2 separate regions of the Homo sapiens genome follow, and region 2 is linked to region 1. The links are chromatin loops, found by intact Hi-C in ENCODE. Cell type or tissue: endothelial cell of umbilical vein. All regions are shown on one strand. Each heading gives the region's core, and the rest is flanking DNA. Links, peaks and the distances in the headings are about the cores only.

Region 1 (7,838 bases), core at 1,406-6,405:
GGGACTACAGGTGTGTGCCACCGCGCCCAGCTAATTTTTTGTATTTTTAGTAGAGATGGGGTTTCACTGTGTTAGTCAGGATGGTCTCAATCTCCTGACCTCATGATCCACCTGCCTCAGCCTCCCAAAGTGATGGGATTACAGGTGTGAGCCACTGCACCTGGCCTCAATTTCTTTCTTCATTTCTTCATTGCCCGCTGGTCATTCAGGAGCATATCGTTTAATGTCCATGTATTTGTATAACGAAATTCCTCTTATTAATTTCTAGTTTCATTCCATTTTGTTCAGATAAGATGCTTGATAGTATTTCAATTTTTTGAATGTTTTAAGGCTTGTTTTGTGACATAACATATAGTCTATCCTTGAGAATGATCCATGTGGGGAGGAAAGAAATGTGTATTCTGCAGCTCTTGTGGATGAAATGTTCTGTAAAATCTATTAGATCCATTTGATCTATGATATAGATTAAGTCTGATTTTTTTTTGTTGATTTTCTGTCCAGAAGATACGTTTAATGCTAAAAGTGGGGTGTTGAAGTATGCAGCTAGTATTGTATTGGAACCTTTCTCTCTCTTTATCTCTAATAATATTTGCTTTACATATCTGGGTGCTACAGTGTTTGGTGCATACATATTTAAAACTGTTATATCCTCTTGCTGAATTGACCCCTTTATCATTATATAGTGTCCTTCTTTTTCTCTTCTTATAGTTTTTGTCTTGAAATCTCTTTTGTCTGCTGTAAGTATAGCTACTCCTGCTCTTTTTTGGTTTCCATTGGTATGGAATGTTTTTTTCCTGTCCTTTTAATCTCAGTCTACATGTGTCTTTATAGGTGAAGTATGTTTCTTGTAGCCAACAGATCAATGGCTTTTGTTTTGTCATCCCTTCAGCCATTTTCTGTCTGGAGTGCGGTGGCACAAACTCAGCTCACTACAACCTCCCCACCTCTTGGGTTCAAGTGATCCTTCCATCTCAGCCCCCCGAGTAGCTGGGATTACAGGTGGCTGCCATCACACCCAGTTAATTTTTGTATTTTTAGTAGAGATGGGGCTTCAACATGTTGGCCAGGCTGGTCTCAAATTCCTGACCTCAAGTGATCTGCCCTCCTCAGCCTCCCAAAGTGCTGGGATTACAGGCGTGAGCCACCCCACCTAGCCTCCATTTTATGTCTTTTGTTTGGAGAGTTTAGTCCATTTACAGTCAATGTGATTATCGATAAGTAAGGACTTACTCCTGTCATTTTGTTATTTGTTTTCTGGTTGTTTTGTGGTCTTCTCTTGCTTCTTTTTCTCCTTCTTGAATTCGTTAGTGAAGATAATTTTCTCTAGTGATATGATTTAGTTTCTTGTTTTTTATTTTTTGTGTATCAATTGTATGTTTTATGGTTTGAGGTTGCTATGAGGCTTGGAGATACTATAATCCATTATTTTAAGCTAATGACAACACTGTTTGCATAAACAAGCAAAAAAAAACCCACTAATACTGTATGCCTTAATTTTATACCTCCACTTTTTAACATTTTATTGTTTCTATATATATTTTATTGTACTGTCTGAGTCTTGAAAAGTCATTGCAGTTATTATTTTTGGATTGGTTCATTGTTTAGTCTTTCTACTTAAGATAAGAGTAGTTACACAAAACAGTTACAGTGTTATAATGTTCTGTGTTTTTCTTTGTACTTACTATTACCAGTGAGTTTTGTACCTTCAGATGATTACTTATATCTCATTAATGTCCTTTTTTTTCTGATTGAAGTACTCCCTTTAGCATTTCTTATAGGACAAGTCTGATGTTAATGAAATCCCTCAGCTTTTGTTTTTCTGGGAAAATCTATTTCTCATTCATGTTTGAAGGATATTTTCACCAAACGTACTATTCCAGGGTAAACATTTTTTTTTTCCTTCAGCACTTTAAATATGTCATGCCACTCTCTCGGCCTTAAGGTTTCCACTGAAAAGTCTGCTGCCTGATGTATTGAAGGTCCATTTAATTTTAATTGTTTCTGTTTTCTTGCTGCTTTTAAAATTTTGTCTTTATCCTTCATCTTTGGGAGTTTGATAGTAAATGCTTTGAGGGAATCTTCTTTGAGTTAAATCTGCTTGGTATTCTATAACCTTGTTTTTGGATATTGATATATTTCTTTAGGTTTGCGAAGTTCTCTGTTATTATCCCTTTGAATAAACTTTCTACCCCTATGTCTTTCTCTACCTCTGCTTTAAGGCCAATAACTCTTAGATTTGCCCTTTTGAGGCTATTTTCTATATCCTATAGGCATGCTTTATTGTTTTTTATTATTTTTTCTTTTGTCTCCTGTGTATTTTGAAATAGCCTGTCTTCAAGATCACTAATTCTTTCTTCTGTTTGAGCAATTCTGCTATTAATGGACTCTGATGCATTCTTCAGTATGCCAATTGCATTTTTCAACTCCAGCAATTCTGCTTGATTCTTTTTAATTATTTCAATCTCTTTGTTAAATATATCTGATACAATTCTGCATTCCTTCTCTGTGTTATCTTGAATTTTTTTGAGTTTCCTCAACACAGATATTTTGAATTCTCTGTCTGAAAGATTACATATATGTTCCTCCAGGATTGATTCTTGGTGCCTTATTTAGTTCATTTGGTAAGGCTATGCTTTCCTGAATGTTGTTGTTGCTAGTAGATATTCTTTGGTGTCTGGGCATTAAGGAGTTAGGTCTTTATTGTAGTCTTCACTGTCTGGGGTTATTTGTAGCTGTCCTTCTTGGGGAGGCTTTTCAGATATTTGAAAGAACTTCAGTGTTGTGATCTAAGCTATATCTTCTTTAGGGGGCACTCCAAGCTCAGTAATGCTGTGGTTTTTGCAAACTCATAGAGGTACTGCCTTGATGGTCTTGCATAAGATCTGAGCGAATTCTCTGGATTGCCAGGCAGAGACCCTTGTTCTCTTCCCTTACTATCTCCCAAACATACTGAGTCTCTCTCTCTGTTCTGAGCCACCTAAAGCTGGGGATGGAGTGACACAAGCACCCCTGTGGCCAACACTACTTTGACTGCTTTGGGTCAGACCTGAGGTCAGCACAGCACTGCGTCTTCCCCAAGGCCTGCTGTGACCACTCCGTCGCTACTGCTTATGTCCGTCGCTACTGCTTATGTTCCCTCCAGGCCCTGGGCCTCTACAATCAGCAGGTGGCAAAGCAAGTGAGGCCTGTATTCTTTCCTTCAGGGCAGCAAGGTTCCTCAGGCCCCAGTTGGGTCTGGAAGTGCTGTCTAGGGGCCAGGGACAACAATCAAATATCTTAGATATCTACCTGTTGTTTTACTGTATTGCGGCTGAGCTGGCACTCAAACCACAAGATGCAGTCCTTTCCACTCTTCCCTCCCCTTTGCAAAGGAAGATGAGCCCCACCCAGTAGCTACTGCCACCCTAGGCCATGAGGAGTATTGTCAGGCTGTAGCCGATGTTCTCTTAAGCCCCAAGGTCTAAGTCAGCCTGTGGTGAATGCTGCCTGGCTTGGGACTGCCCAGGCTTGCCCCTTCAGGGCAGTGGTTTTCCCTCTGGGCCAGGGCATGTCCAGAAATGTCATCGAAGAGTTAAGTCCTGGAATCAGAGCCCCAAGTGCCTGCTTGGTGCTCTACTACCCCCCTGTGGCTGTTCTGGTACCTAAGCCCCCTTACTTTTCTTTCTGCTTTTCTCAAGCAGAAGGAATTTTTCCTGGTAACCACCACAGCTGGTAATGTGCTGAGTTCCATGTGAATCCAGCAAATCTCAGAGGCTCACTGAAGGCCCTTGATGTAGTACCTGGGTATTGCTGCTGGTTATTCAGGGCCCAAGGGCTCTTCAGTTAGCAAGTGATAAATGCTGCCAGGACTGGGTCGTTTCCTTCAAAGCAGTAGGTTCCCTTCTAGAAATGTCATCTGGGAGCTAGGGTCTGAAACAGAGGTCTCACAACTCAGACTGGTGCCCTATCCTGCTGTGACTGAGCTGGTTTCCTAGATGCAAGACAAAGTCCTCCCTACTCTTCCCTCTCCTCTCCTTAAGTGGAATGAAGAGGTCTCTTTTGGAGCCTCAAGCTGTGCAGCCTGGGGTTAGGGGAGGGGTGATCCCAGCACTCCCTTGGCTGCCCCAGCTGGTGTTTCGGTATGACACATCGTGCCCCCTCATTCCACTGCCTTTAGGCCTAGTTCAAGACTAGGGCTGCCTAAGAGTTGCAGTCCTTATGGCCTAGACAGTCTTTCAAGTTTGCTTGGAGACACGGAGTGCTGTAGCCCTCGGTGGCAAGGTTTGCATGCACTCAAGATGGGATCGCTGGGACTGGCAATTCCCCTCTGGCTAGGGTTGGTTTAAATGCTCGCTCTGTGGGCAGGTGTCATCTAAGTTTGATTCAGGTTTCCTTTCTACTCTAACAGGATGGTACTGAGTCCAGTGCCTCACAATTGCTGTGCTCTGCCTCCCCCACCTCCCAGAGATGCTCTCCACACCATGCTTTTGCTACCAGGGTAGGGGAGGGGTGGCGTTATAGATCCAGGACTGTTTTTCCTATCTCTTCAGTACGTCTTTCAGTAATACGAAGTTAAAACAAGGTACTAGGAGTGCTTATCTAATTTTTGGTTCTTATGAAGGTGTTGTTTTCTGTGTAGATAGTTGTTAATTTTGTGTTTTTGCAGACTGGGGGGGATGGCCCGTGGAGCTTTCTCTTCCCCCATCTTGCTCTGCCTCGACTTATCAAGAAAAGGAATGTATATTTTACAGTCATGGAGGCAAAGAAGTCCAAGATTGACAAGCTACATCTGGTGAGGGCCTTCTTGCAGGCAGGAACTCCCTGAAGAGTTCCAAGGTGGCACAGGGCAGCATGTGGCAAGGGGGCTTACTGTGCTAGCATGCTAGTTCAGGTCTCTCTTCTTTCTCTTACAAAGCCACCAGTTCCCCTCCCATGATAACTCATAACCCATTAATTTATTAATTCATGAATGGATTAATCCATTCTTGAGGGTAGAGCCTACATGATCCAATCACCTCTTAAAGGCCTCACCTCTCAATACTGCCACATTGGGGATTAAGTTTCAACATGAGTTTTGGAAGTGACGTTCAGACCACAGCAGTATGCATCTCTAAAATACAAGGACATTTCCTCACATAATCACAATACTATTATCATACCTAAATTAACAGCAATCCCTTAATATCATCTAAAACCTAGTCATATGCATACTTCCCCAATAGCCTCTAAATGTCTTTAATGCACTCAGCATGAAAACATGTACTAGAATATAAAATATTAGAGTGTGTTGCATGTAGAAAGGGTAAGCATTATTTCTTGAAAATGTGTCTGTGTGTGTGTGTGTGTGTGTGTGTGTGTGTGCTGGATTGCAAAACTAAAATGTTTTCTGTTTGTTTTTTGCTGTGGGACATGGTAAAAAAAAGTTGGAAACTTTTATGTAGATGGTGAAAGTATCTATAAAGTCAAAAACAAAAGCAAGATGTTCAATAACACTGCTTCTTGTCAACATTTTCTTGGAGGTTCCAGTCAATGTGAAAGAGAAAGAAAAATGTATAAATATTATAAAGAAAGAGACAAAACTGTCATTGTTTGCAAACAATATAATTTTCTTCTAGAAAATCTGAGAGGATACATATAGCCGAAAAGCTTTGTCTTATTGTTTTTGAAAGTAATGTTGGCCGGGCGTGGTGGCTCACACCTGTAATCCCAGTACTTTGGGAGGCCGAGGCGGGTGGATCACCTGAGGTCATGAGTTTGAAACCAGCCTGGCCAACATGGTGAAACTCTGTCTCTATTAAAAATACAAATATTAGCAGGGCATGACGGTGCATGCCAGTAATCTCAGCTACTTGGGAGGCAGAGGCAGGAGAATCACTTGAATCCGGGAGGCAAAGTTTGGAGTGAGCCGAGATCATGCCACTGCACTCCAGCCTGGGCAACAGAGCAAAACTCTGTCTGAAAAAAAAAAAATAAATAAAAAGAAAGTACTGTCAAAAATTTAATTCCCATTTGTTCAGTCATTCACATCCATATCCAAATTTTCTTCCACATGCAGTTCACAGTTATTTCTAGATTGGTGAGTGGGACAGGATTGTTTGGTTTTGATGAAACTCACAGGAAAATGAGACAGCATCGGCTGGGTGTGGTGGCTCATGCCTGTAATCCCAGCACTTTGGGAGGCTGAAGAGAGAGGGTTGCTTGCAGCCAGGAGCTCAAGATCAGCCTGGGCAATAGTGCGAGACCCCGTCTCTACAAAATTAAAAAGTTAGCTGACTGTGGTGGTGTGTGCCTATAGCCCTTGGTACTCGGGACGCTGAGGCAGGAAAATGGCTTGAGCCTGGAGGAGGGCTTGAGCCCAGGGGTTCCAGGATGCTGTGAACTATGATGATGCCACTGTACTCCAGAATGGGCAACAGGGCGAGACACTGTCTCTCCAAAGAAAACAAACAAACAAAAAAAGAAAAGAAAAGAAAATGAGATAGCATCTGTTTAGATATAATGCCCTAGCATTGTTTATGTTTTGTTGTGTGTTCTTACTGTTTTTCTGCTATACTTCTGTCCATCCTTTATTTTATTTTAGAGACAAAGTCTCACTCTTTCGTCCATGCTGGAGTGCAGTAGTGCGATCATAGCTCACTGCATCCTCAAACTCCTGGGATCAAGCAATCCTTCTGCTTCAGGTTCCTGAGTCACTGGACTACAGAAGTGCACCATCACACTCAGCCTCCATCTTTTATTTTTAACCTTTCGATTGATGTATACATACATAAAAGCAAACATATTGTAAGCTGATGAAATTCCAGAAACTGAAAACACCCATGTAATGGGCAGCCAATCAGCAAACAGAACATTGTTAGCACCCAGAAGCCTCCTTGTGTCCCTTTCAGTCATTACTTGCTCCTCAACTCCCCAAATAATTAAAATAAATTTAACAGATTTAAAGTGATGGCAACAAGAGGAATTATTATAAACAGAATCATACTCTAAGCACACTTGCTATAACGCAAAAAATCTTTTGTAATTCGAGTAAACACTTACCTCTTATCATCTGAGCTTTGATATATATTTGGTTTTGTTAAAGCAGAGCACATTTTAAAATATATTCCACAGCCAAAATGATATTTGTTTTGAATTATTTGATAGCTTGAATTATCTAACATTGCTCACCTCCATTGGTAAAAGTACTTAAATTACATATATTTAATTTATTGTCCTTTATGTTTAATGATAACATGGCTAATAGTGAGAGAAATGTGATGTGGTGGATGGTTCAGTGTATGACCACTAATTATTTTAATACTATGCATATGTGAACATTATCCTTTAGTTTGTAACCATAATAGTAGATTCTGCTGGAATTTGTGAGTATGTCTTATAACCAAAAGAGGGTCTGGCTGCTTGATGGTTGCAGTAAGAAGTTAAAATAACAGGAGCCAGGTATGATAAAAAGAGAGTGAATTTTATTATCCGTTGCCAGCGAGGGGGAAAGTGGCTGGAATCCTTTCCAAAAATTGCCAATTTCCAATTTCTGGAGAGACGGCAAGGGTTTAAGAAGAGGGGCTTGGAATGCAAGAGAGGAAGGGGGCTAGGAGGTGCCAAATGGTGTGACTTGCTCTGATGGCTTATCTTGAATTATTGTTCCATGGCACCATTGTGGACCTGACAGGTTACAAATCAATCACATTCAATCTTGCAGTCAGTCCAGAGGGAACTCCGGTCTTGAAGTAATCTTCTGCTGGGGAGAGAATCCTGGAGGTGCCTGTTTCCTGTCAGGATTCAGTCCTTGAAGCTTCTAAGGAAATATATGACCAGGTAAGTGAGCCAGTGTGAACTTAACAAGCATCCAGGTAAATAAATAT
Region 2 (7,838 bases), core at 1,672-6,671, 650 kb before region 1:
TACATAGGCAAATTGCATGTCATGGGGGTTTGGTGTACAGATTATTTCATCACCCAGGTAATAAGCATAGTACCCGATAGGTAGTTTTTTAGTCCTCACCCTCCTCCCACCCTCCACCCTCCACCCTCCACCTTCAAGTAGGCCCTGGTAAGACTCCTCTTTTAACATGGATTTTTTTTTTTTTTCCAGAAGATGATTGGGTCATGTTATGCTACTTTTTCTTTTGAATAAGACCCCAACTACTTCAGAAAAGTGTAGTGATCAACAGCATGGTCTCTAGAGCCGGATGACAGGTCTGAATTTCAGCCCCATCACATACTAGTTGTATGACCTTGAGCAAGTTATTTAACCTCTTTAGCCCTCAGTTTCACAGATCTGTTAAAAATCGGGATAATAATAGCATCTTCCTCGTGGTGGTATGATGTGATTTAAATTTAAAGCTCTTAGAAAAGTGCCTGGCCCTTAAGAGGCTCAATAAATGGAATTATACAAAGGAGTAATTTCCTGTTTTTCCCAGGCCTTCACTACCTCACTACCTGCTTGCCCACCCACAGCTGACAATGTGGTCACCCTGTTTCTGAGTCACGCCTTCTAGAGCCCAGAGAGAACAAGACTGGCCCAATATCACACAGAAAGATTAATAGGATTGGAATTGATTGCTTTGGGGTGACTCAGCAGGCCAGTGGCCAGTGTTCTTATCTACTTCATCTCCTCCTTAGGAAAAAATGAGCATAGTTAGAGGAAACCTTGGGAGGAAATATGGCTGGGGCCAGGCAGGATGTAAATAATATTAAGAACAATGACAACTTAATATGTGCCAGGCACAGCTTTAAGTACTTTCTGTGTATTTTATTCAAACCTCACAGCAACCCTATGAATTGATAACTACCATCATCACCTGCATCATACCTAAGAGAAAACTGAGGCTCCAACACCTAGAATGGCTTAAAGCTGGGGTTATGAACCCAGGCAGTCTAACACCAGAGATGGAGTGTTCAACCACTACACTATACTGCTTTCCACATAAAGCAAAGAAAACAGAAGGAGAGAGGAGGCAGGAACAAAAGACAATGGAGCGATACAAGTTCTTTTTGAAGTAAGTTGATTGAGGCAGTCTAGTGTTTTGGTTAAGCACTAATTTAAGACCAAGGTTTAAAAAGTAACTGGGTTTAAGGCTTGCCTCTGCTACTAGTTATTGATTTTCTTTGGACCTTAGCTTCCTCATCTGTAAAATGGATTTCATAGGCCAGGCGTGATGGTTCACATCTGTAATCCCAGCACTTTGGGAGGCCAAGGCAGGAGGATTGCTTGAGGCCAGGAGTTTGAGACCAGCCTGGGCAACATAGTGAGACCTCATCTCTACAAAAAACAATTGTTTTTTAATTAACTGGGCGTGGCGGTACCTGCTTGTAGTCCTAGATACTCAGGAGGCTGAGGTGAGAGGATCTCTAGAGACCAGGAGTTCAAGGCTATACAGGGAGCCATGATTGTGCCACAGCACTCTAGCCTGAGTGACAAAGTGAGATCCTGTCTCTAAAAAAGTAAATAAATAAAAATAAAATAAAATAATTAAAAACTAACTAGTATTTCTTAGAGTTGTGATAAGGTTTACAGAAGATAATGCACATAACATGCCAAGGGCAGTACTTAACACACCTACATAAGTACTCAGTAAGAGCAACTAATGTCATTGGTTATTCCACCTTCAGGATTTGCCTAGCTATACAGCTCCCCCTGCCCGTTCCCAGGGAATACCAATTAGGAAGGAAAAAAATTGTAAATTGTCCAGAAAATGAAGAACTGGGCAGAGTAACAGTTCTAGACATCCTTTCCCATCTCTCAGGGGTATGTGTGGGCATGGGGTGGGGGGTGGTTAGCGAGCACCAGCATTATTAGCATCACTGTCTCCTTTCTCAAGGAACAGAGCCTGCCAGATTATCCCCCAGCCTTTGGTTGCTTATAGACTGAGTCAGAACTCTTTTTTTCCTTCAGTTTTGTTTTTCCACATCCTTTTCACATCAACCCTGTGAGGTATTGGGAAAGGAGGAAGTAATCTCAAATGTGTTAAATGTCTTCCATGTGGTGGACACAATGCTGGCACTTTCCATCAGTGCCCAATACCTCACAATACCACTGTGAAGGGATGCACTTATCCTCACTTTATAAATGATGTCCTGAATCCAGGGAAGGTTTGCTTTCTTTATTAACGTACATTTTCCTCTCATCCGATATATTCAATACTACTCTGGTCTGAGGTTGCATCCTGCTGAGGATTTTCCGTAAACTAAACTATAGGGAAATTTCACTGTCCTCAACATGCCAATCTTTGCATAATCCTAAATCCCATGAGTTGAGAATAATTTGCCACCAGTGGAGCTGAGATCAATTTATGACTCTGCTATTTACTTGTTAGGATTCTGTACTAGTCACTTAACCTCCCCCTCTATTTCCTCATTTCTAATATGGGGATAATGACAACTTCTGCTCCATGAGGTTGTGAAAATAAAATAACTTCCTTGAAAGTGCTCTGTCAACTGAGATGCTTGACATGGAAACATTATTTAAAACAGAACCATCAGATCGCTTAATCTCAAAAGAGCCCCAGATGGGCAATGGAATACCTGTATCTCTGACCTTCGATCAAGTAGGACTCCAGATTTGCCAACTGCGGTTGGCGACTTTGGGAATGTTGGGGGACAGAGAATGCAGAAATACCCTGAAGTGGCTGTTGAGGAAATGATCTTTGCCATAATCAGTGTGTAATCTATATCATCATGGAGACATCTAAATCTTTTATATAACATGCTTCTCAAAGCAGTTTCATTTATACTATTTCATGTGGCACTCAATACTCATTTGAGGTACTGAGCACTGATGGAAAGTGCCCAGCATTGTGTCCACCACATGGAAGACACTTAACACATTTGAGATTAAATTAAAATTGTTCCACTTGCTTCGTTACAACTTTCCTCTTCCCGCAAGTGGTTCATCTGAATTTGCAAAATCCTTCCCATCTTCCCTTTGGGGCCCATTCATTACAAAGGACACCTTAGTCCAGAACCAGGCCCTAAACCTCCAGATGAGTCTTTCTGAATCCACACAGCACTGTGCACTTGACACTGTCTTGTACTCCAGTCATTTATGTACTTGTCTTAACCTCTTCCCTTCCTTTTCCACCTTCCCACTAAATTCAAAAACTCTTTGAAGAAGGAAGAAAGAAGAAAGATTGATTTCTTTGTATTTCACCAACCTAATAGTTGCTTTATGTCAGTCTCATTTTATAAAGCTTTTAATTATGGAAATTTTCATATGTAATTTCATATATATATATAAAGTATAATTAAACACCAATATACCCCTCACCCAGCTTAACAATTAGCGACACAAGGACAATAATCGCATCTATACCTCCACTCCTTCTGCCTTCTTACTTTGAATAATTTAATAGCAAATCCCAGACAGCGTATGATTTCATCCATAAATACTTCAATATGAATGACACTTTCTGCATTTCTGTGTCCCCTACAATTGGAAGATGACTTGCATCTATGTCCGCTGCTACTGGGAGCACCTCAGATTATTTCTGAGTGTGCCTATTATGTGCCGCATCTTGTGCTTGGCTTCAGAGGTTCTGTCTGAGCTGCAGAGGCACAACAGTACCAAGCCACAATACTCCCAAACGAGAATTGCTACGGTTCCAGGGGAGTGAGCTCAGGGTGCACGTGGGAGCCCAGGAGTAGGACCCTGAATTGCACTAAGTGAATTGAGCGGAATCGGTTTTCTCATCTCATGGTGACCCTGAGTTCAAAGTTGCCACGAGACTAGGGGTCGCCAGCAGGAGGCGCTGCAAAGAGAGGGGATGGCGCGGGGCTCCCTGTGTTCAGTTTCTCCTGAGGGAGCCTGGGAAGGCAGCCATCGCCGGCTGCGGGTGAAAACCAAGTAACAACACCCTTTCACAGGCGATCGGGACGCCGAGTGCCAGGGCCCAATAGGTGCCCCAGGATTCAGGTTCGGGGCACAGGTGCAGGGGTGCAGGGCAGGTCTGGCACCTGCTCCCCAGGACTTCTGGACGCTGCCCGTTGACCTGGCTGCCGCCGGTTCCTGTCCCAACTGCCGCTCTTCCTGATAGAATATCTCGGAGCAAGGCACTGGACAGAACGAGGAAACACCTGTTTCCAACAAGAAACGAGGTAGGGGGGAAGCCCCCACCAGGCTTCCAATGGCCTCTCATTGAGCTTGCTCTCGAGAGCCTCTTAAAAGCGCGCCCAGAAAGCCAGCGGAGATCATTTTTCAAAAAGATCGCTTTCTATTTCTTACTCCCCCTCTCCTTTTCCTAAGCCTAAGCTGTAACGTCTCTTTCTTTAAAAAAATAAAAATTCATCTTTCCTCTGAGGGGTTTCCCGCTCCTCTCAGACCCCGTAAGGCCCTCCCCTTGGAATCTGCAAGGACCACCACCCCCAACCCCAAATTTTGCAACTGCATTGGCTTCCAGGTTTTTCACTTCCTCGGTACCCCGCCAACCTATACAGGTAGGAATTAGGACTTGGGGGCCGTGGAACAAAGAAACCAGGGAGTCCCTGTCCCGGGTCAGATGCCCTTTCCGCAGCCTCCGACCAACTGGGGAACAAGAGGAGATCAGGAGCATGTGAACCCCCCAACTCCCGTCTCATGGCACTTTCCAAAGGCTAGCACAGCAGCCCGAGGACGCGTGGGAGGTGGGGACAGCCCCCGGGCAGCAGACAGACAGACCCCCACGGAACAGGCCTTGAGTGGCCGTGCGCGCCAGCGGCCTCCACGCACTGGGCTCTGTTATTTCATCAGCAGTTTCAGAAGAACCTGCCAAAAGCAGTTATGCCTCACTGCAATGTGTAGCTTTTTCCTGCCATTTTTTCATAATAAAAGAGGGAGTGAAGCTCGCTCGCTCTCTCCCTCCACCCCCCTCTCCCAAAAAGAGCCAAATGGATGCAAGAAAAAAAAAAAAAAAAGAACCCACACACCAATCTCCGAGGGGATGCCAATGAGGTGTGGCTTGTATTTAAATATCCAATATGTCAATGTAAGGGGAGTGGGTATGTATATAAAGTGCCGTTTGCATCTGATAGCTGGACGAAGCCAGCTATGAGAGGCCGGGGGAGATGGATGCGGAGGGGAAGAGGCACTTTGACTGAGAGCAAGGTCAGGAGCACGCTGCCCCGCGCTCCCCGCCACTGAGAAGTTCCTTGGACGCGAACAGACGTCGACTGCAGCTCGGCAGAGCGCGGAGCAAGCGAGCTAGCGAGGGAGCGCCGCCGAACCGCCCGCGCCCGCTGCGGGGAGAGGCAGTTCGCGCCCCGTGGCCCCGGCTCGGCCCGCGCGCGCCCAGCACAACCAGCGCCGCAATCGGCCCAGCCATGGCAGAGGTGGGGGGCGTCTTCGCCTCCTTGGACTGGGATCTACACGGCTTCTCCTCGTCTCTGGGGAACGTGCCCTTAGCTGACTCCCCAGGTTTCCTGAACGAGCGCCTGGGCCAAATCGAGGGGAAGCTGCAGCGTGGCTCACCCACAGACTTCGCCCACCTAAAGGGGATCCTGCGGCGCCGCCAGCTCTACTGCCGCACCGGCTTCCACCTGGAGATCTTCCCCAACGGCACGGTGCACGGGACCCGCCACGACCACAGCCGCTTCGGTGAGGACGCGGTCGGGGGAACGGGAGGCGGGCGGACGGCGCACTGGGGAGCCCACAGCTCCGGGCTCAGGCGTAGGGCCCGCAGACCGCCCCCGGGCTTGGTGTCGTCCGGGCCAGTCGAGGCGAGACACGACGGCGCGGTCGTGGGCCTCTCGACATCAGGGGGCCCTGCACCCTCGGACACTTTCAGGTGGGGGCGGGGGCGCCTTGCGGTGGGGCCTCTCCTTTCGCCGCTCCACAGTATCTCCCCAGGGAGCAAGGGGGTAGTTCTGGGAGCTGGACTCTAAGCCTTGAATGAAAGCAGGTGGAGCTGAGACAGGGGTGGGAGCTCTCGCCTAGGAGGCCGGGACCGTGGCTGCAGCGCGGGCCGAGCCTCGAAGGCAGCAGGGCTGTGGCAGCTGATTTCCTGGAACAGGATCCTGCATGGGCCGTGGGCATGTGAGGCGGTCGGCCGGCACACAAATCGCTTTTGGCCCGTGGGTACCAGGCAGCTGTGGCCTCCGCCTGCCTTGGGGTCGCTCTGTCCAGGGTAGGAGACAATCCAGGCAGCCTGGCACGAATTGGGAATCTAGGAAAACCTCGCGGTGTCCACCGTGTAAGGGCACAAGTCCTGGGGCAGCTTTTGCCGGAAACTACCTCTGGACTCCTTGCCTCAGTGAGGAAACCGTCCTGGGCCCACTCCCAGTCCCAGAAACAGTTGTCTCTTGGGCCCAAAGCAGGAAACGTTCAACCTCCATCCAGGATTGTCTGTTTGCCTGCCACTATACAAACTGTTCAACACAGCTGCCTGTCTCACATATAGAACTAATTACACAATTAATATAAGCCTTGATCTGAGACAAAGATCATTAGGTTTCTAAGCAAATGTGTTCGCTCCTCGGTAATTTGCCATTTTTATTTTCAATTTCCAATTCTATACTAAGACATCATGGGGGGTTCTGTGACAGCTACCTTTGCCCCTCCGCATCCTCCAATGTCCTCTGCTTCCTCCCAAGGACCCTATAATCCAAGAAAGACACCTTTTCCCCAAGCCAGTAAGATGTTCTGCCTACACTCAGACATGACACCCTTCCCTTCTTTTTCCCACCCTCCTTCTTGCCAACATCTGCCCCAAACCCCCCAAACCTCTCCATCCTCCTATTCTCCATGCCTTGCTAGAGCTGCATCTGGAGTGCACAGCAAAAAGGGGAACATAGGGGCCAGTGCGGGGTAAGGCCAAGCCTAGCAAACAACTTAGGGGCAGGGTTGGTCTTCCTTGCTGGGAACAGGCAGAAACCCTAATGAGGTCTATGGTATCTTGGAAAAATGCACTCAAACATAGCTAGAGTACAGTAGGTTGGGAGGGGTAATGGAGGGGTGCAGGTGTCTGTATAAACTTGCAGCAGGTCCTCAAAAGGGTGATAAGGTGGAGTGGGAGGAGAGGGAGTGTTAACTTGGCTCCTTTCCCTTTCATTGCTTGTGATTTTGCAGTCCCCTTTTGTTCCTCTTCTTAAGGAATAGGACTCCCACACTGGCCTCAGAGGCTTCCTGAAATGGCATAAAGATACCAGAGTAACTCATTGCCGATATGTAACCAAAAAAAAAGATCATGAAATGATGGAGAGATGTGGGGTGGGGGTAGCGAAAGTGGAAAAATTATGAGCACACCTCCCAGCAGCTCCAAATATTTTTCTGATTTTGTGCCTAAGCTGAGCCCAGTAACCTACAAGGTCAACATAAATCAGTAATAGGCTCTTGGGATAAGTGGTCTTTAATTACCTCCCTAAAGACACATCTTGATTTCTTTTCATTTCCCAGGTCTGCTAAGGGTGTTAAGTTTAAGGAGAAACCAAAGGAAATAAGATTGGCAGGAGGAAGGGACATTTTCACTGCTGCTTAACTGACTGCTTCATTTTTGGTTTTGCCTTTGAAAAAGAAAACAACACTGGCTAAGAGCACCTCTGCATCACCTTTTCCTTTTCCTCCTTCCCTGACTTCCTGTCACTTTCCTGCACTTCCTGTAAAGAAAATGATAACTGGCCAAAGCTGTCTCTTTGTAACCTTCCCTGCCAACTTTAAAACACATACTCTTTCTCAGTTTAGCTTTTGGCACAGAAAGAGGTGGCGTTCAAGTTTGCTAACTCTTTCCTCCCTCCACATTTGAGTTAATCAGCCAGGGTATTCAATAAATTGAA

The links. Peaks named below come from ENCODE experiments on the same cell type or tissue, not always from the same donor. Only the 100,000 strongest peaks of a DNase experiment are listed, where the experiment ranks them.
Region 2: a loop joins it to region 1, with 15 times the contacts of the local background. A loop is called at or near these places in 1 of 110 quality-filtered maps.

What each region holds. Positions count from the first base shown.
Region 1 is chrX:78,088,978-78,096,815 of GRCh38, forward strand. No RefSeq gene overlaps it. Among named protein-coding and RNA genes, the nearest start is that of PGK1, 11 kb to the right of the region's middle. In endothelial cell of umbilical vein, for the core only: a CTCF peak has its summit at 3,614 (motif pointing left); a DNase peak (open chromatin) is centred at 3,604.
Region 2 is chrX:77,442,285-77,450,122 of GRCh38, forward strand. FGF16 (fibroblast growth factor 16) reads left to right here and starts at 5,105. Exons shown (of 3, transcript NM_003868.3): 1 at 5,105-5,664. The coding sequence starts at 5,391. RefSeq lists enhancers at 4,003-4,192, 6,138-6,639. In endothelial cell of umbilical vein, for the core only: CTCF peaks have their summits at 1,735 and 3,831 (motif pointing right); DNase peaks (open chromatin) are centred at 1,997 and 4,127; H3K4me3 peaks cover 1,602 bases; H3K27ac peaks cover 3,583 bases.